Linked DNA regions of Homo sapiens: region 2 is linked to region 1. A link is an interaction called in ENCODE POLR2A ChIA-PET data of the cell type or tissue named here. Cell type or tissue: PC-9. All regions are shown on one strand. Links, peaks and the distances in the headings refer to the core of each region. The heading gives the core; the rest is flanking DNA. Region 1 holds the start of HEXIM2 (HEXIM P-TEFb complex subunit 2). Region 2 has its middle 9.1 kb from the start of CCDC43.

Region 1 (9,362 bases), core at 1-8,000:
GTAATCCCAGCTACTTGGGAGGCTGAGGTAGGAGAATCGCTTGAACCTGGGAGGCGGAGGTTGCAGTGAGGCGAGATCACGCCACTGCACTCCAGCCTGGGCAACAGAGTAAGACTCTGGCTCAAAAAATAAAATAAAATAATTAAATTAAATTAAATTAAATTAAAAAATAAAATAAAATAAAATGATGGAACATATTTATTCCAGGCAGAAGTTGGTAGGTGGTATCACTCTCCAATATGAATGGCAGGAAAGAGATCCTCTCCAAAGAGAGGGAGGGTCAGCCTCCAGTCTGCAGTGAGAGAGTTCCAGAACTTATCTAAGAGGTATAAAGGCTGTCAAGAGAGTGTATGTTCAGGGCATCTGTTTATCTCTGTTGTGGGAAGGGTGGGAGTACTGGGTGTGGGAGATGGGAAATGAATTGCTCTAAGTTTGTGGTTTGGGCAATTTCTAATAATAACCACTACCACTGGTATGTTGTTGAATAATATGCAACGCAGTTCAGAGACATGTGAGCGTGGTCCATGCACACAGGGTGTGTACTGAGGAATGTGGTGTATGCGCGGCCCTTAAGAGCCAGGCATATGTCATGTGTGTTTTGCAGACCCCGAAGAGAATTTCAGGGAAAAGGAGGTATGTCAGGGTGTGTATGTGTGTGGGGTGTGTACGTATGTGGAGTTTGTTGTGTTACTTCACCTGCAGGGAGATCACGAAATAAAAGCAATAGCCCTTGTCTCCACCAGTGGCTTGGGCCAAATAAGACAGAGCTGTTGCCCCAGCTGGGACAGGCAAGGCCACTGGGATGCCAAGGCATGGTGGCTTGTTGGTGTGCACAATCAGTCACATGCTCCCAGCCCTCAGTAGAAGTGCCCTATTGATCCTCCACCCTCACCCAAGCGAGCCCAGCCCCCTAGCCCTACCTGCTGCCTCCCTCCTGAAGACTTGGCCCTCTACCACCATGACCACTACTGTAGATAAGCTGTGTGACCTGGCTGAACATTGTAGCCCTGACATGTCATGAATTCCGAATTCAGTCAATCCAGAAAACACGGAATGGGCTAGGCAGGGTGGGTCAGAAGCTCTCTGACCTCTGTCCTAAGCCCCCTGCTCATCTATAGGGAGTCGTGGACTAAGGAAGAATGGGTAAGGGCAGGTACTGAGAGAACATGGGCCGAACAAGCATGGGTTCCTGTTGCCAGGTTGGGAAGTGCCATCCTCTGAGGGCCTGATATGATCTTTCTCTCTCCTCTTTCGTGGGTTATATCCTACCCCCACCTCCATTACAAATTATTATTATTTTTGAGAAAGTCTGACTTTGTCACCCAGGCTGGAGTGCAGTGGCATGATCTCAGCTCAGTGCAACCTCTGCCTCCTGGGTTCAAGTGATTATCATGCCTCAGCCTCCCAAGCAGCTGGGATTACAGGCATGCACCACCACGCCGGGCTAATTTCAGGTTTTTTTGTTTTTTTGGTTTTTTTTTGAGACGGAGTCTCGCTCTGTTGCCCAGGCTGGAGTGCAGGGGCGTGATCTCAGTTCACTGCAAACTCCGCCTCCCAGTTTCAAGCGATTCTCCTGCCTCAGCCTCCCAACTAGCTGGGATTATAGAAATGTGCCACCACGCCTGGCTAATTTTGTATTTTTAGTAGAGATGGGGTTTCTCCATGTTGGTCAGGCTGGTCTCGAACTCGTGACCTCAGGTGATCCGCCCACCTCGGCCTCCCAAAGTGCTGGGATTACAGGCGTGAGCCACTGCACCCGGCTTCCAGCATTTTTTTTTTTTTGAGAGAGTTTTGTTCTTGTTGCCCAAGCTGGAGTGCAATGGCACAATCTCAGCTCACTGCAACTTCTGCCTCATGGGTTCAAGTGATTCTCCTGCTTCAGCCTCCTGAGTCGCTGGGATTACAGCCGCCTGTCATTACGCCCATCTAATTTTTGTATTTTTAGTAGAGACAGAGTTTCACCATGTTGGCCAGGCTGGTCTTGAACTCTTGACCTCAGGTGATCCACCCACCTCAGCCTCCAAAAGTGCTAGGATTACAGGCGTGAGCCACTGCGCCTGGCCTGTTTTTGTTTTTGTTTCTTTTTTGAGATGGAGTGTCACTCTGTCGCCCAGGCTAAAGTGCAGTGGTGTGATCTCAGCTCACTGCAACCTCTGCATCCTGGGTTCAAGTGATTCTGGTGCATCAGCCTCCTGAGTAGCTGGTATTACAGGCATGTGCCACCATGCCCAGCTAATTTTTGTATTTTTAGTAGAGATGAGGTTTCACCATGTTGGCCAGGCTGGTCTTGAACTTCTGGTCTCAAGTGAATTGCCTGCCTGGGTCCATTCCAAATTATGAACCAAAAACTCTTCTTCCTGCTTCAGACTTGGTTCTTAGCCTGGACAAAATGTAAACATTCAACCCAGTCCCTCCATGCCCTCTTTGGACTTGAGGTCAAGGCAATGTTCTGTTGTCAGAAGGCCCTAAGTTTAAACCCTGGGTCTGTTGCTTGTAGATAGCATGATTCTGGAACAGGTATTTCAGGTCTCAGAACCTTAGCTTCTGGGAATTGGAAATAATTCCTACCTGAAAGGGTTACTAGGATTTTTTTTTTTTTTTTTTTTTTTTGAGACGGAGTCTCGCTCTGACGCCCAGGCTGGAGTGCAATTGCGAGATCTTGGCTCACTGCAACCTCCGACCCCTGGGTTCAAGCGATTCTCCTGCCTCAACCTCCCAAGTAGCTGGGATCACAGGCATGCGCCACCACTATGCCAGGCTAATTTTGCATTTTCAGTACAGCCAGGGTTTTGCCATGTTGGTCAGGCTGGTCTCGAACTCCTGACCTCAGGTGATCCACCCACCTAGGCCTCCCAAAGTGCTGGGATTACAGGTGTGAGCCACCGCACCCGGCCAGTTACTAAGATTTCATCAGCTAGCATAGACTGGGATTCCGGCCTATTGCCTAGTGCATAGTACTGATTCGTCAAAATACTGGTTTTCCAAATCTACCAACACATCTGGGACAAGAAGTTTGGATCTCAGCTGTGGGACCCGTGCTCGTGGTGCTTGGGTGGGCAGGAGGGCAGGGACTTACCTTGGCCTCCTCCAGGGCCACTGGTGACTCTGCATTACAGGCGGTCTGGTTCGGAGTGGCCATCATCTTCTGTTCCAAATCTTTCAGCAGACGCCTGGAACTAGTGACACCTGCTTTGAACAACAACAGAAACCTAAATCCTGAAGGAACGTCAGGAATACTCTGGCTGCCCAGAATTGTTTGCCCAGGCAGTGGCAGCCATTTTGTACCCCAGCCCTTCATACCCTTATTCTCAAATGCAGGCCCCGAAGGCTGCCTCCACCGCTGGTTTTCACACCTCCAGCCAGCAAGGGGCCAAATGGGATTCAGGGGCCGTCTTCTCTGTCCTGCTCCTCGGGTCCCTCACCAGGACTCATGTCCTGTACTGTCCTCCTGGAAGTCACCGAGGCCCAGGTTGGCAGCCAGGAAGCCAGGTGTAAGTTTTGTTTCCCCAACCACCAAAGGGGCAAAGGAGGACTGCCTGGGGAGGCTGGGAGTGCAGCGGGGCTGCTGCTGCCACGGGAGAACATGGAGCAAGCTCACGAGTCCTTCCCCACTGTCTCCAGTGGCCCCAATCTTGATGCAGCCCTGCACCCCCAACCTTCTCCCCAAGCTGGGCTCCAAAGGCCAGAAGCACAGCTGGGACCTGGGCCAGCCTAGTGCTGAGGACTTTTCCTCTAAGGTCCTGGCCTGCCTCCCTCCTTCCTCTCAGAAAGGGAAACAGGAGAAAAGGGGAAAGAGGTCTTTGCACTACATGCAGCTGGGAGGGAAACCCAACTAGGATAAGGATGGATTTCTTGGAAGAAGGGAGACAGTCATGGAAAGAGGTTTTGCAAAGGTGGAACTGACCTATTCGCTGTCAAGGGCTATGCACACCACTACATCTGTGTGCCTTTCTGTGCGACTGCCTGTCGGTGCAATTCCCAACGCCTGAGCCCTACCTCTTGCTGCAGTTGCAGCAGCTCTGGTCAAGCCGCTCAGGCCACTAAGATGGGGGGGAAGAGAGAGCCTGGACGCGCGGTGCCTGCTGGGGATTGTAGTTCTTCTGGCCTGAAAAGCGATCCAAGGGCCTGTAACGTCAACAGCCACACCCGAGACTCCAAAACCCATCTACCCTTGCGCGGGGGCAGACCGCGCGCGCATCACTGCCTTCTTTGATTGGTCAAGCCTTCTGCCAATATTCTCGCTTTTTTGGCAACGATTAGCTGTGAGGAGGCACAACTGGACCCGCCTTCTCCGAACTCAATTAAAGAGTTCATTGATGGCGTTAATCTTTACGGGGCAGAAAATAGATCCGGCTAAGGTGGGCGGGGCAGCAGGCGCGGAGGGATCCTTGGCCTTTGAGGAAGGCGACGAGAAGCTCGGCGGCCATCGCCGCCATTTTGGGCTGGGAGGAGGCAGCGGAGGGACTCGCTGCGCAGTGAGAGCACCCCGTGGGGGGTGGTCCGGGCGCGGGGAGAGGCCGGGCCGAGTGGGCTACCTGAAGTGGCGGCGCCGGGAGACGGCGGGAAGTGGGACCGGGGGCCAGGGAGGGTGAAGGTTGGAGTCTCCTCGGCCGAGCCCGGTCCTCAAACCGTCCCGGCAGCCCCGCAGCCTCGCCTCTCACAGAGTGCGGGGTTCTTCGGTAATTACCGCGTGTTTCCCGAGACCCCAGAAGGGGAGAGGCTGGTGAAACGGCTTCCCTCTGCGGTCTTTCCACAGGGGCGCGGATCCTGAGGCCGAGCTCTGCCAGCTTCCCTCCCCACCCCCATTCGGCCTGGGTATGGCGGCGAGGCCCCGCACAGAGGGACTCCCACTTCGACTGGAGAGGTGGGGGCGACGCCAGATTCCAGAGGCTGGCGCCGCGGGGGAGGGCGGAGGTCGCAGGTCTGGCCACAAGTCGGCGTGGCAGTCAGCTGGAGGCTCCGAGAGCGGAGATCCCAGTGCACCCACCTTACCTCGCTTACACCAAAGCGCCATCTCGCCGCCCGGGTTGCGAAAAACCACGACCCTCTTAAACTACTGTAGCAACCACTAATTCCCCCTGGGAGCAGCTAGAGAGGGGCACTTGGAAACCTTCACGAGCTCGGTGCCTGAAGGTCTCTGAGGCTCTTGCCCTCAAGATCTCTCCCATTCAGCCCCGATTCTCCGGACAACCTGACCTAGCATGTCGCCAGCCTCTTGGTGAAACGCCTAAAGTGTGCTGCCCCACTTCTCTTGAAAGTTTACACCGAAGGGATGAGGTTTTGCCCTTTACAGGGTTGGGGCACAAAGTCGGAGTCGCTGCGGCTCCGAAATAGAAACGGAGTTGCCCATTTCGTATGCTTCATCAACATCTGCTTGCATTTTGAAATCCTAGTCTTAACTTTTACACAACTTTTAGAGAAATGGCTGCCCTCCTAGAGGGAAAAACGAACTACAGTAATTCCAATTCCAATGTAATCTTTGTAAGACTACAAAATCTTTCCAGTTTAAAGATTTTTCTTTTCCCACAGACTAAACAAAGTCAGAGTATTTTGTGTTCTACTGGTGCATTGTTACTAGGTAACCTCAATTTTTTGAAATTCCAAGTAATTGAAGGATCACTTTTGTAGATCCTAAATGCTACCAAAAAAGAAACCAGTTTTTATCTACTTCATATGTATAGCGTTTAAGAGATGAGGAGACCTGCTTTGAAAGAATAAACTCTTAACCTTACATTATAGCTGTAGCAGCTTCTTAAAGATTGAAGTTTGATGTGAAGTTCTTTTATTGAATTGCAGGTTAAACCATCTTACTTCCTACTGCTTGAAATCTAAATCCAGAGAGATTTGTGGCTCAAGGATATCTTCAAATAAAAGTTTTATTGCTAAAATGTCAGTTAAAATTATGCCTAGGTAGGTGCTGAAGTAGGAGAGGCTTTGACGTAGCAGAGTGACTGGCAGTGAATTTTGTGGGTACCTTGTGATGAGTCTTATTATCAGTTACAAATGGTCAAAACATGCCTAAGCCTTCAGCCTTACTAAAAGTTTAACAGAACTTGGCCTGGCGCGGTGGCTCACACCTGTAATCCCAGCCCTTTGGGAGGTGGAGGCGGGTGGATCACCTGAGGTCAGGAGTTTGAGACCAACCTGGCCAACATGGTGAAGCCCCTTCTCTACTAAAAATACAAAATTAGCCGGGTGTGGAGTTGCGTGCCTGTAATCCCAGCTACTCGGGAGGCTGAGGCAGGAGAATCGCTTGAACCCAGGAGGCAGAGTTTGCCATGAGCCTCTCACCGTTGCACTCCAGCCTGGGTGACAGAGTAAGACTCTGTCTCAAAAAAAAAAAAAAGTTTTCCAGAACTGAAGTTCTGCTCCTCCTATTAATAATTTTTCTTCAGTTGGAGTGACAACTCCATAGCATTAACTTTTTTCCCTCTGCTCCCCAGATGTTTTACAACTGGATTACAAAATAGGATCATCATTGACTAGGGTCCTCAATCCAAAACTGGAACCACTTACTCCTAACTGAAGCTTCAGTACACTTGATGCCTACTGTGGTTTGATTTTTTACCTACATATGACATGTTCGCTCTACACTGATCAAGAGATGTGAGTTTAAAAAAGCTAACTAACTTGGTAGGACTTAAATAGTCATAGGAACAGAAAAGGCTTTTAAAGACGATCTTTGTGGGTCTTCTGTCAAGAATTTAATGGAGGATCCTAGACACTTGGGATTCATCCTCCATTATGAAGTAATCTAGTGAAATTTTTGGATGCTACTGAGTGGCAAATACTGTACCAGCAGCAGAAATTTGTTACTCATTTGTAAATGAAACTTACTATCCTTAAGGTTGACCCACAAGCTTTTCCATTCTTTGCTAAGAAAAATTGGGAATAGGCCGGGCACAGTGGCTCACGCCTGTAATCCCAGCACTTTGGGAGGCCAAGGCGGGCAGATCACGAGGTCAAGAGATTGAGACCGTCCTGGCAGACATGGTGAAACCCCATCTCTACTAAAAATACAAAAATTAGCTGAGTGTGGTGGTGTGCACCTGTAGTCACAGCTACTTGGGAAGCTGAGGCAGGAGAATTGCTTGAACCCCGGGGCTGGAGGTTGCAGTGAGCCGAGATCGTGCCACTGCACTCCAGCCTGGGTGACAGAGCAAGATTCTGTCTCAAAAAAAAAAAAAGAAAAAATGGGAATAAAACCAGCTTATTAGTGGCCTCCTGGTTATCTAAGGAAAACACAGGACTGTAGGACTGAAAATTAGGAACTCCGAGCTCTGTTTCTGTGTGTGCTGCCCTTAACTTGGTTGACTTGGCCAGAGGCCAAATACTGATAATGAGGCCAAACTGGTCATTTTGCTGCTTAGTCTATTGTTCATCTACTGTTCAACCAGACTTTCAACTTCCTTTTCAGCTCTCCCCTCTCAGATGAGTTGCATTATGCTTTTATGACAAATTCTACAAACTCTATATTCATTTGAAAATGGTATCAGCACTGTCTCCCTCATAAATACCTAGAGGAGTAACTAGTCTTAAGTCGCTATGTAAACACTTACTCCTTGTAACTTTGTTATATGAGAACTTCACAAGGAATGCTTCAAAGATCATTGGGGCAGTTGGAAAGCCTGCCTTACCAAAGTGTGGCCTTAGTTGTCCATAGCATCACAAAAGAGCCATCCAAGTAGGCTGAATGAGGATCAGTCTCTCAGGGTGCCCACTGGTTGTGGCTGTGAAGTCCTGGACACTCATTTTGCCTGATGGCCAAATCCTAGGGAGCAGTGACTATGTGTGAGTAGGATTCGTTGACAGAGGTAGGAGGTTTTTTTTTTGTTTTTTTTTCCTGCTGCCTGTATAATTGCAGAAAAGGAGTGATTCTTTACAGTAATTCCCCCTCTTCGGGATGAAGATGCTTGCTTCTGTTTGGTTTCCACAGTTAAATCAATTTTTTTTCCTTTTCTTTTGAGATGGAATCTTGCTCTGTCGCCCAGGCTGGAGTGCAGTGGCGCGATTTCGCCCACTGCAACCTCCACCTCCCAGGTTTAAGCGATTCTCCTGCCTCAGCCTCCCGCGTAGCTAGGATTACAGGCACTCACCACCATGCCTGGCTAATTTTTGCATTTTATTTTTTTCTGGAACGGAGTTTCACCTGGTTGCCAAGGCTGGAGCGCGATGGTGTGATCTTGGCTCACCACAACCTCTGCCTCCTGGGTTCAAGCGATTCTCCTGCCTCAGCCTCCCAAGGAGCTGGGACTATAGGCATGCGCCACCATGCACGGCTAGTTTTGTATTTTTAGTAGAGATGGGGTTTCTCCATGTTGGTCAGGCTGGTCTTGAACTCCCAACCTCAGGTGATCCTCCCACCTTGGCCTCCCAAAGTGCTGGGATTACAGTCAGTGAGCCACTGTGCCCGGCCTGTATTTGTATTTTTAGTAGAGACAGGGTTTTACCATGTTGGCCAGGCTGGTCTCCAACTCCTGACCTCAGGTGGTCCGCCCACCTCGGCCTCCCAGTGTGCTAGGATTGCAGGCGTGAGCTACGGTGCCTGGCCAGTTAATCAGTTTTTTACCCTCCTGTGTTTAGGCCCCAACATCCTGTTCTTGATCTTTTTTGGCAAAAATTTGGCCAAAGATTGAAATTTTGCCTCCTGGACCATATATTTTGCTCCAGTTGCAAAGTATGACTTTTATCCTTTGGTCAGCAGTTCCCATGGTGTTTAGGGCCTGAATTTGACATTCTTTTTTTTTTTTCTTTTTGAGATGGAGTCTAGCTCTGTTGCCCAGGCTGGAGTGCAGTGGCACGATCTCGGCTTGCCGCAACCTCTGCCTCCCGGCTTCAAGCAGTTCTCCCTGCCTCAGCCTCCCAAATATCTGGGATTACAGGCGCCCACCACCACACCCGGCTAATTTTTGTAGCTTTTTTTGTTTGTTTGTTTGTTTTTGAGAGTCTCACTCTGTCACCAGACTGGAGTGCAGTGGCGCAGTCTCGGCTCACTGCAACCTCTGCCTCCTGGGTTCAAGCAATTCTCCTGCCTCAGCTTCCCAAGTAGCTGGGACTACGGGTGGGCACCACCATGCCTAGCTAATTTTTTTTCTGTATTTTTAGTAGAGACGGAGTTTTACCATATTGGCCAGGATGGTCTCGATCTCTTGACCTTGTGATGCGCCCGCCTCGGCCTCCCAAAGTGCTGGGATTACAGGCGTGAGCCACCGTACCTGGCAACATTCTCTTTTTTTAAAAAAATAACTTTTTATTTCTAGCCTCAACCATTTACACTTTGCTTGAGAAAGAATAATAAAGTGGAATTGTTATTCCAGTGATGTTGTGCAAATGTGAGAAATAGTACTTCCCCCAAAAAAACA
Region 2 (10,800 bases), core at 1,339-9,338, 460 kb after region 1:
ATACCCAAAGGAAAATAAACCATTCTACCAAAAGGACACCTGCACTATGTTTATTACCACACTATTCACAGTAGCAAAGACATAGAAACAACCTAGGTACCCCGTGAATGGTGGATTGGATAAAGTAAATGTGGTACATATACACCATGGGATACTATACAGCCATAAAAAATAATGAAATTGCTGGGGGCAGTGGCTCACGCCTGTAATCCCAGTACTTTGGGAGGCCGAAGTGGGCGGATCACTTGAGGTTGGAAGTTCGAGACCAGCCTGACCAACATGGAGAAACCCCATCTCTACTAAAAATACAAAATTAGCCGGGTGTGGTGGCGCATGCCTGTAATCCCATCTACTCGGGAGGGTGAGGCAGGAGAATAGCTTGAACCTGGAAGTCAGAGGTTGCGGTGAGCTGAGATCTTGCCATTGCACTCCAGCCTGGGCAGCAAGAGCAAAACTCAATCTCAAAAAAAAAAAAAACATCATGTCTTTTGTAGCAATGTGAGTGTAGCTGGAGGCCATTCTCCTAAGCAAATTAGCACAGAAACAGAAAACCAAATATTGCATGTTCTCACTTTTAAGTGGGATCTAAACCCTGGATACACATGGACATAAAGATGAGAACAATAGACACTGGGGACTCCAAAAGGAGGGAAGGCTGGAGAGAGGAAGGTGGGTAATATGTTCACTATCTGGGTGATGGGATCACTCGAAGCCCAGGCCAGGTGTGGTGGCTGATGCCTGTAATCCCAACACTTGGGACACCAAGGCCCGAGGATCACTTGAGCCCAGGGGTTTGAGACCAGCCTGGGCAACATAGGGAGAACCTTTCTCTACAATAAATAAAATAAAAAATTAGCTGAGCATTAGGTATGCACCTGTGGTCCCAGCTATTGGAGAGGCTGAGGTGAGAGGGTCGCTTGAGCCCAGGAGGTCAAGGCTGCAGTGAGCTGTGATTGCCCCACTGCAGTCCAGTCTGGGCAACAGAGGGAGACTCTGCCCCAGCCCACCCTGCCCACCCCCCACCGACAAGCCCAAATTGCAGCATTGCACAATATACCCTTGTGACAAACTTGCACATGTACCCCCAAATCTAAAAGTTAAATTTAGGCCAGGAGTGGTAGCTTATGCCTGTAACCCCAGCACTTTGGGAGGCCGAGGCAGGCAGACTGTTTGAGACCAGGAGTTCGAGACCAGCCTGGGCAACACAGCAAGACTCTGTTGCTTAAAAAGAAAAAAAAAAAAAAAGAAAGAAAGAAAAAGAAAATAAGGAAGTAAGAAAGAGAAAATAAGAATAATTGAAAATGAATTAGCTAAGTGTTCAACTTGAGAAGTCAGAAAAATGAACAAAACAGTGAGCCCAAAGGCTGTAGACAGTCAGAAATAGCAAAGGATAGAAATTAATGAAATGGAAAAGAAAAAGTAGATTCTTAAAAATCAATGTGGAAAAGACAAATAACACAAAAGAAAAATACGGGCAATACAAACATGAGACATTTTAAGGGCTGATAAACATAAAGCATGCTACGACTCACTAATAATTAGGAAAATACCAATTTAACAATAATTAAATGCCACTTCATAACTTTTGATCTGCAAAAATTAATGTGTATTAAAACCAAATTCTAGTAAAAATGCAAAGAAAAGGGTGGGGTATAAAACTGGGGCAAACCTTGGGAGAGCAATTTAGTACCCAATAAGGTACCTGCCCTTCAGTCTAACACTCTTCTAGGTTTATCCTGGGCCGGTGGTCTCCAAAGAAAGGTGTGCCTTGGCCAGGCATGGTGGCTCATGCCTGTAATCTCAGCACTTTGGGAGGCCAAGGTGGGCGGATCACTTGGGGTCAGGAGTTCAAGACCAGCCTGGCCAACAGGATGAAACCCCATCTCTACTTAAAAAATATAAAAATTAGCCAGGCATGGTGGTGTGTGCCTGTAATCCCAGGTACTTGGGATACTGAGGCAGCAGAATTGTTTGAACCAAGGAGGCAGAAGTGGCAGTGAGCTGAGATGGCCCCACTGCACTCCAGCCTGGGTGACAGAGCAAGACTCTCCGCCCCCCACCCCCCCGCCCCGGCCAAAAAAGAAAGGTGTGCCTCAGGTACAAGATGATTACAAAGGTCAGGCATGGGGACTCACACCTTTAATCTCAGCACTTTGGGAGGCTGAGGCAGGTGAATCGCTTCAGCCCAGGAGTTTGAGACCAGTCTGAGCAACATAGTGACACTTCATCTCTACTAAAAATTAAAAAAAAAAATTAGCTGGGTGTGGTGGTGCATGCCTGTGGTCCTAGCTACTCAGGAGCCTGAGGTGGGAGGATCAGTTGAGCCCAGGAGGTGGAGGCTGCAATGAGGGATGATTATACCACTGCACTTCAGCGTGGATAAGAAAGTGAGACTCTGTCTCAAAAAAAAAAAAAAAAAAAAAAAAAAAGAGCTGCGTGCAGTGGCTTACGCCTGTAATCCCAGCACTTTGGGAGGTTGAGGTGGGCAGATCACCTGAGGTCAGCAGTTCGAGACCAGCCTGACCAACATGGCGAAACCCTGTCTCAACTGAAAATGCAAAAATTAGCCGGGCATGGTGGTGGGCGCCTGTCATCCCAACTACTCAGGAGGCTGAGGCAGGAGAATCGCTTGAATCCGGGAGGCAGAGGTTGCAGTGAGCCGAGATTGCACCACTGCACTCCAGCCTGGGTGACAGAGCAAGACTCCATCTAAAAAAAAAAAAAAAAAATTGATCATAGAGGTGCTGAAAAAACACATTATAATTTAAGTGTATTATATTATCTAAAAGAAGAAAAACAAGTAAGCTTTATTAATATTTAGTAAGTGGATTGACACTGGGCATCTGTTAGACATCTTGGGTTATGTAAGACAGGTGAGGTAACTGGGTAAGGGGTCAGGAGCTTCGTATTTGGAGGGGTTGTGTGTTTTCTTTCAGTGTCCTGCGCCATGTTTGCTTTTCAGTGTTCTACACAGTTTTTATTATTATCATTATTTTATTTATTTACTAATAGTTTTGCTGTGTTGCCCAGGCTGGTCTTGAACTCCTGGCCTCAATCGATCCTCCTGCCTTGGCCTCCCAGTGTTGGGATCACAGGTGAGAGACCACACCTAGTCTCTATACAGTTTACGTATGTCCAGATAAGTGGATTTACAGATTATGCTATCTAGATATAATTTTTCCTAACTCTCCAAAGTGGACAAGGGGCTTAACCATATTCTTGTGAATGAGCAAGATTACAGTTACAAATAATCCTAGTGCTTCACACACAAATGAGTATTACAGGTACAAACTCTTATGGTTCGGTGAGAATCCAGTGTTGAGAAGGAGTCAGCTGGCCAAGGGGTGAAAAAAATCACCACTAATCAAGAGAAGCTCATGCCATAAAGAGCATATTTTGAAGACACATGTTTGGAAATGTTTTGATCTTTAATGACTTTGTTTCTAATAAAGGTATGTGAACCATCTTTAAAAATAAAACAAAACGGGCCGGGTGCGGCGGCTCATGCCTATAATCCCAGCACTTTGGGGAGCCGAGGTGGGTGGATCACGAGCTCAGGAGATCGAGACCATCCTGGCTAACACGGTGAAACCCTGTCTCTACTAAAAATACAAAAAGTTAGCCGGGCATGGTGGCGGGCGCCTGTAGTCCCAGCTACCCGGGAGGCTGAGGCAGGAGAATGGTGTGCACCTGGGAGGTGGAGCTTGCAATGAGCCGAGATCGTGCCACTGCACTCCAGCCTGGGTGATAGAGTGAGACTCTGTCTAAATAAATAAATAAATAAATAAATAAATAAATAAATAAAACAAAACATCTGATTCTCACATTTAAAAATCTAGGCTGGGCGCGGTGACTCACACCTGTAATCCCAGCACTTCTGGAGGCCAAAGCTGGTGGATCATTTGAGGCCAGGAGTTCAAGACCAGCCTGGCCAACATGGCGAAACCCCATCTCTACTAAAAATACAATAATTAGCTGGGGGCGGTGGTGCTTGCCTGTAATCCCAACTACTCAGAAGGCTGAGGCACAAGAATCACTTGGCAGTAAGCTGAGATTGTGTCACTGTACTCCAGCCTGGGCTACAGAGTGGGTCTCTGTCTCCATAAAAAGAAAAAAAAATCTATAAAACAGAATTTGCTAAACCATTTAAAAATCTTCCAAGCAACTGTCTCAATGGGTTTTGGGCAGGAAAAGGTGGCTCATACCCGCAATCCCAGCACTTTGGGAGGCTGAGGCAGGTGGATCACTTGAGGCCAGCAGTTTGAGACCAGCCTGGGCAACAACACAGTGACACTCTGTCACTATAAAATACTTAAAAAAAAAATGGGCTGAGGTGGGAGGATTGCTTGAGCCCAGGAGGTTGATGCTGCACTGAGCTGAGATTGCCCCACTGCACTCCAGTCTGGGCAGCAGAGTGAGACCCTGTCTCAAAAAAAAAAAAAAAAAAAATTGGCTAGATCCGGTGGTGGGCGCCTGTATTCCTACCTACTTGGGAGGCTAAGATGGGAGGATCCCTTGAGCCCAGGACTTTGGGCTGCTGTGAGCTGTGATTGTGCCACTGCATTCCAGCTTGGGTGAAAGAGTGAGACCCTATCTCTGTATATATATTTTTTAAAAAGGTGGCTGGGTGCGGTGGGTCATGCCTGTAATCCTAGGACTTTGGGAGGCCAAGATGGGCGGATCATGAGGTCAGAAGATCGAGACCATCCTGGCCAACATGGTGAAACGCCATCTCTACTAAAAATACAAAAACTTAGCCGGGTGTGGTGGCACGCGCCTGTAGTCCCAGCTATTCGGGAGGCTGAGGCAGGAGAATCGCTTGAAGCTGGGAGGCAGAGGTTGCAGTGAGCCAAAATTGCACCACTGCACTCCAACCTGGGTGACAGAGCGAGACTCCATCTAAAAAAGAAGAAAAAACAATGCTGGGTGTGGTGGCTCATACCTGTAATCCCAGCATTTTGGGAGTCCAAAGTGGGAGGATCTCCTGAGGCCAGGAGTTCGAGACCAGCCTGGGAAACACAGGGAGATTCTGTCTCTCTTAAAAAAAAAAAAAAAAATCTAAAAAAACTAGCTGGCAGGCTGGGCACAGTGGCTCACGCCCGTAATCCCAGTACTCTGGGAGGCCGAAGTGGGCGGATCACCTGAGGTCAGGAGTTCAAGACCAGCCTGGCCAACATGGTGAAACCCCATCTCTACTAAAAATACAAAATCAGGCCGGGCGTGGTGGCTCACGCCTCTAATCCTAACACTTTGGGAGGCTGAGGTGGGCAGATCATGAGGTCAGGAGTTCCAGACCAGCCTGGCCAACATGGTGAAACCCTGTTTCTACTAAAAACACAAAAATTAGCCCAACGTGGTGGCATGCATCTTTAATCCCAGCTACTTGGGAGGCTGAGGCAGGAGAATTGCTTGAATCCAGGAGGTAGAGGTTGCAATGAGCCAAGATTGTGCCACTGCACTCCAGCCTGGGCAACAAGAGCAAGACTCCATCTCAAAAAAAAAAAAAAAATCAGCTGGGCGTGGTGGTAGGCACCTGTAATCTCAGCTACCTGAGAAGCTGAGGCAGGGAGAATCACTTGAACCTGGGAGGGTGCAGTGAGCCAAGATCACGCCACTGCACTCCAGCCTGGGTGACAGAGTGAGACTCTGTCTCAGGAAAAAAAAGAAAAGAAAACTAGCCGGGCATGGTGGCATGCACATATAGTCCTGGCTACTCAGAAGGCTGAGGTGGGAGGATGTCTTGAGCCCAGGAGTTCAATGCTGCAGTGATCTATGATCCTGCCACTGCACTCCAGCCTGGGTGACAGGGCAAGACCCTTTCTCAAAAGAAAAGAAAACAGGCCAGGCATGATGGCTCCCGCCTGTAATTCCAGCACTTTGGGAGGCCGAGGTGGGCGGATCACCTGAGGTCAGGAGTTTGAGACCAGCCTGACCAACATGGAGAAACCTCGTCTTTATTAAAAATACAAAATTAGCCAGGCGTGGTGGCACATGCCTGTAATCCCAGCTACTTGGGAGGCTGAGGCAGGAGAATCGCTTGAACCCAGGAGGTGGAGGTTACAGTGAGCTGAGATTGTGCCATTGCACTCCAGCCTGGGCAACAAGAGTGAAACTCCATCTCAAAAAAAAAAAAAGAAAAAAATACAATGCCTTCTGATTAGTTTGGAAAAAACAACTGATAAACATCAGGGAAGATTCCGTAGCAAAACATCTCATGTATCCCAGAAATATATATACCTACTTGGTACTCACAAAAATTAAAAAAAAAAAAATCAGGGAAGATAGAAATGAGTCCAATTTCAATAAAAGCCTTGGTAGATGGGATTTTAAAATGACTGGTTTTGTTAAGCACAATGATGCAGATTTTAGAGAAATGGAGCATAAAAAATATTCATGAAAGTAGATAGAGTACTATAATAAACCCCTAAGAGTCCATCATAGGGGTCAAGACTGCAGTCAAGACAGTCATGAAAACCAAGAATTGAAATGAATAGAACTTAAATAGCTGTAATACACATTGTTAAACCAAAAGTTTTAAAGTAATGAATACAGCTGGGTGTGGTGGCTCACGCCTGTCATCCCAGCACTTTGGGAAGCTGAGGCAGTCGGATCACCTGAGATCAGGAGTTCAAGAGCAGCCTGACAAACATGGAGAAACCCCGTCTCTACTAAAAATACAAAATTAGCCTGGCGTAGTGGTGCATGCCTGTAATCCCAGCTACTCAGGAGGCTGAGGCAGGAGAATCGCTTGAACCCGGGAGGCAGAGTTTGCAGTGAGCCAAGGTCACGCTATTGCACTCCAGGATGGGCAACAAGAGCAAAACTCCGTCTCAAAAAAAAGGTAATGAATACTTAACACTACTAAACGGTAAACTTAAAAAGGGTTAAGATGGGGCCGGGTGCAGTCCCTTATGCCTGTAATCCCAGCAGTTTGGGGGTCCGAGGTGGATAAATTGGTATATAGTTGGATGTTAAGATGGGTCCGGGTTGGCTGGGCGCGGTGGCTCACGCCTGTAATCCCAGCACTTTGGGAGGCCGAGGCGGGCGGATCATGAGGTCAGGAGATCGAGACCATCCTGGCTAACACGATGAAACCCCGTCTCTACTAAAAATACAAAAAAAAAAATTAGCCGGGCGCGGTGGCGGGCGCCTGTAGTCCCAGTTACTCCGGAGGCTGAGGCAGGAGAATGGCGTGAACCTGGGAGGCGGAGCTTGCAGTGAGCCGAGATCACGCCACTGCACTCCAGCCTGGGCGACAGAGTAAGACTCCGTCTCAAAAAAAAAAAAAAAAAAAAAAGATGGGTCCGGGTGCAATCTCTTATGCCTGTAATCCCAGCACTTTGGGGGGCTGAGGTGGACGGATTGCTTGAGGCCAGGAGATCGAGATCAGCCTGGTCAACATGGTGAAATCCTGTCTCTACCAAAAAAAAAAAAAAAAAAAAAGATTAAAATGCCAAATTACATATTTTACCACAATTAAAAATAAAAATAAATAAAGAAGTGGGGGTGGTAATGAAACATCTTCAACTACATTATTTTTACTAAGGACTTTTGGTATACTACAAATAATAAATATTTATATTATGTACTTCTTTCTTTTTTTTTTTTTTTCAGACGGAGTCTTGCTCTGTCGCCTAGGCCTGGAGTGCAGTGGTTCAATCTTGGCTCACTGCAACCTCCGCTCCCCGGGTTCAAGCGATTCTTTTGCCTCAGACTCCCGAGTAGCTGGGATTACAGATGCCCACCACCATTGCTCGGCTAATTTTTGTATTTTTAGTACAGACCCGGTTTCACCATGTTGGCCAGGCTGGTCTTGAACCCCTGACCTCAAGTGATCCACCCACCTCGGCCTCTCAAAGTGTTGGGATTACAGGTGTGAGCCATCACGCCCGGCCTACTTCATTTTTTAACGATTTTCTCCTTTTTGTAGTTCTCTTTTTGTATGTTTTATGATGGACATACTAATTTGATATAGCAGTTCACACAAATAATTCATAAATAACTACATATTAGTGCATTAGGTGTACATGCTGAGAATATTTTTACTGCTAAGAGTATGTGGCAAAAATGTCTGATGCTCACTGATCTAGAGGAACTTTCCCATGGTGGGCAAGGGGACCACCTAAGAATGTGAACTGGTGCACTGACTGGAAAACTAGGAACTAACCTCACCATCCATCGGCAGAGGAATGGATCAGCTGGAGCATATTAAAGCAACGGAATACTATGCAGTGATTTAAATGGATGGATAAGAGCTACATATATCAACATGGGTAAAGATATATATAAAATATATATAGATACATATATATTATATATATTTTTTTCTTTTTTTTTTTGAGATGGGGTTTCGCTTTTGTTGCCCAGGCTGGAGTGCAATGGCGCGATCTCGGCTAACCGCAACCTCCGCCTCCCGGGTTCAAGCGATTCTCCTGTCTCAGCCTCCCAAGTAGCTGGGATTACAGGCATGTGCCACCAAACCTGGCTAATTTTGCATTTTTAGTAGAGATGGGGTTTCTCCATGTTGGTCAGGCTTGTCCCGAACCCCTGACCTCAGGTGATCCGCCCGCCTTGGCCTCCCAAAGTGCTGGGATTACAGGCATGAGCCACCGTGCCCGGCCATATACACGTATATATTTTTTGAGACAGGGTCTTGCTCTGTCACCTAGGCTGGAGTGCAGTGGCGCAGTCTTGGCTCACTGCAACCTCCGCCTCCCAGGTTCAAGCTATTCTCCTGCCTCAGCCTCCTAAGTAGCTGGGATTACAGGCGTGCGTGACCACGCCCAGTTAATTTTTGTAGCTTTAGTAGAGATGGGGTTTCACCATGTTGGTGAGGCTTGTCTCAAACTCTTGACCTCAGCTGATCCACCCGCCTAGGCCTCCCAAAGTGCTGGGATTACAGGCATGAGCGACTGCGCCCGGCCCAACATGGGTAAATATTTTAAACAACCTTGAGTGAAAAAGCACATTGCAGAATGAAAAGTACAGCATGCACACCAATGTGATATATTATGGATACATCCATATGTTGTAATATGTATTATATATGTAGCAATGTGTACTATGTTTAAAAACATTCAAGAAGAAAATAAACACCAAATTCAGGAATAGTGGTTACATCTGGGGAGAGAGGGGAGAAAATGAGGTTGGAGAAAGGGCTTCAAATTTGCTTTCTTTTACAAAAAGATACAAAGTAAATAAATATAACAGTTCAAAACCAGTCTCCTTCAGTTCTCCTCCTCAGTGGACAACCATTCTCACATATCCCTGGTGTATCTTTCCAGAGATAGCCTATGCACATACAAGGACACATATGTACATGTATTCCCCTACCCTAACTTCTTTTTAAATAGTGATGGTGGCAAGCATTACATATTGTTGATCTGTACTTTTTAAACAATGTATCTCGAACTTTGATACATGTCAGTGCATAAAGAGCTTCTTTGTTCTTTTTTTTTTTTTTTTTTCGAGACGGAGTCTTGCTCTGTAGCCCAGGCTGGAGAGCAATGGCATGATCTCCTCTCACTGCAACCTCTGCCTCCTGGATTCAAGCGATTCTCCTGCCTCAGCCTCCCGAGTAGCTGGGATTACAGGTGCTTACCACCATGCCCAGCTAATTTTTGTATTTTTAGTTGGCCAGGCTGGTCTCGAACTCTTGACCTCAGGTGATCCACCTGCTTTGGCCTCCCAAAGTGCTGGGACTACAGGCACCAGCCACCGCGCCCGGCCTCTTTGTTCATTTTTTTTTTTTTTTTTACAGCTGTGCAATACTTCTTTGTGTGGCTACCAGAGTTTTTGAACCAGTCTCATATACATAAAATGTAGACTATTCTTTTACTACAAAAAGCTTCACTACAATGAATATCCTTAGAAAAATGTGATTCTACACAAATGCACAGTTTTATTTTTTAAAGACAGAGTTTTGTTCTGTTGTTCAGGCTAGAATGCAGTGGCATCATCATAGCTCATGTAAATTTGAGCTCCTGGGCTCAAGTGATCCTCTTGCCTCAACCTCCTGAGTAGGTAGGACAAAAGACATGCACCACCACTTTTTTTTTTTGTAGAGCTGGGGTCTCATTATGTTGACCAGGTTAGTCTCGAACTCCTGGCCTCAAGCAATCCTCCCTTGTCAGCCTCCCAAAGTACTGGGATTACAGGTGTAAGCCAGTGTGCCTGGCCATTATACAAAATATTAAATCAAAATTTTTTTCTTTTTTTGAGACAGAGTCTCACTCTGTTGCCCAGGCTGGAATGCAGTGGCATTATCTCAACTCACTGCAACCTCCGTGTCCCGAATTCGAGTGAATCTCCTGCCTCAGCTTCTCAAGTGGCCAAGTAGCTGGGACTATAGGCATGCATTACCACACCTGGCTAATTTTTATATTTTTAGTAGAGACAGGGTTTTGCCATGTTGGCTAGACTGGTCTTGAACTCCTGACCTCAGTGATCCACCCACCTTGGCCTCCCTAAGTGCGGGGATTACAGGCGTGAGCCACCGCGCCCAGCCAACCACGCCCAGTTTAAACCACGCCCAGTTTAAACAGGCACCACGCCCAGTTTAAACCAAAAATTTTAAAAATAATTAATACTTAACACTATTAAATCGTATACTTAAAAATAGTTAAGATGGCAAATTGTGTATTTTACCACAAGTAAAGATAAAAATAAATGAATAACTTATGAACAAATTCCCAGAAGCAGAAATGCTGGGTCTTTTCAAACAAACAGTCCTCCAACAAGACCAGATCCATTTACTTTCTGCTCTAACATTTTCCAATGTCTTTTACCCAAGCACAGTTC

The links. Peaks named below come from ENCODE experiments on the same cell type or tissue, not always from the same donor. Only the 100,000 strongest peaks of a DNase experiment are listed, where the experiment ranks them.
Region 2: POLR2A ChIA-PET joins it to region 1 with 14 read pairs; 5 of 35 experiments call an interaction of 5 or more read pairs at or near these places.

The regions. Positions count from the first base shown.
Region 1 is chr17:45,156,574-45,165,935 of GRCh38, reverse strand. HEXIM2 (HEXIM P-TEFb complex subunit 2) reads right to left here and starts at 4,061. Exons shown (of 4, transcript NM_001303441.2): 1 at 3,905-4,061; 2 at 3,301-3,448; 3 at 3,077-3,186. The coding sequence starts at 3,142. HEXIM2-AS1 (HEXIM2 antisense RNA 1) reads left to right here and starts at 4,398. Exons shown (of 3, transcript NR_186789.1): 1 at 4,398-4,475; 2 at 6,444-6,606. RefSeq lists enhancers at 3,822-3,951, 3,962-4,161, 3,579-4,194, 4,312-4,541, 4,195-4,810 and 1 more. In PC-9, for the core only: CTCF peaks have their summits at 4,489, 4,688 and 4,889; DNase peaks (open chromatin) are centred at 4,225, 4,915 and 7,535; H3K4me3 peaks cover 4,074 bases; H3K27ac peaks cover 4,281 bases.
Region 2 is chr17:44,693,477-44,704,276 of GRCh38, reverse strand. No RefSeq gene overlaps it. Among named protein-coding and RNA genes, the nearest start is that of CCDC43, 9.1 kb to the right of the region's middle. In PC-9, for the core only: no CTCF peak of the experiment used is centred there; no DNase peak of the experiment used is centred there.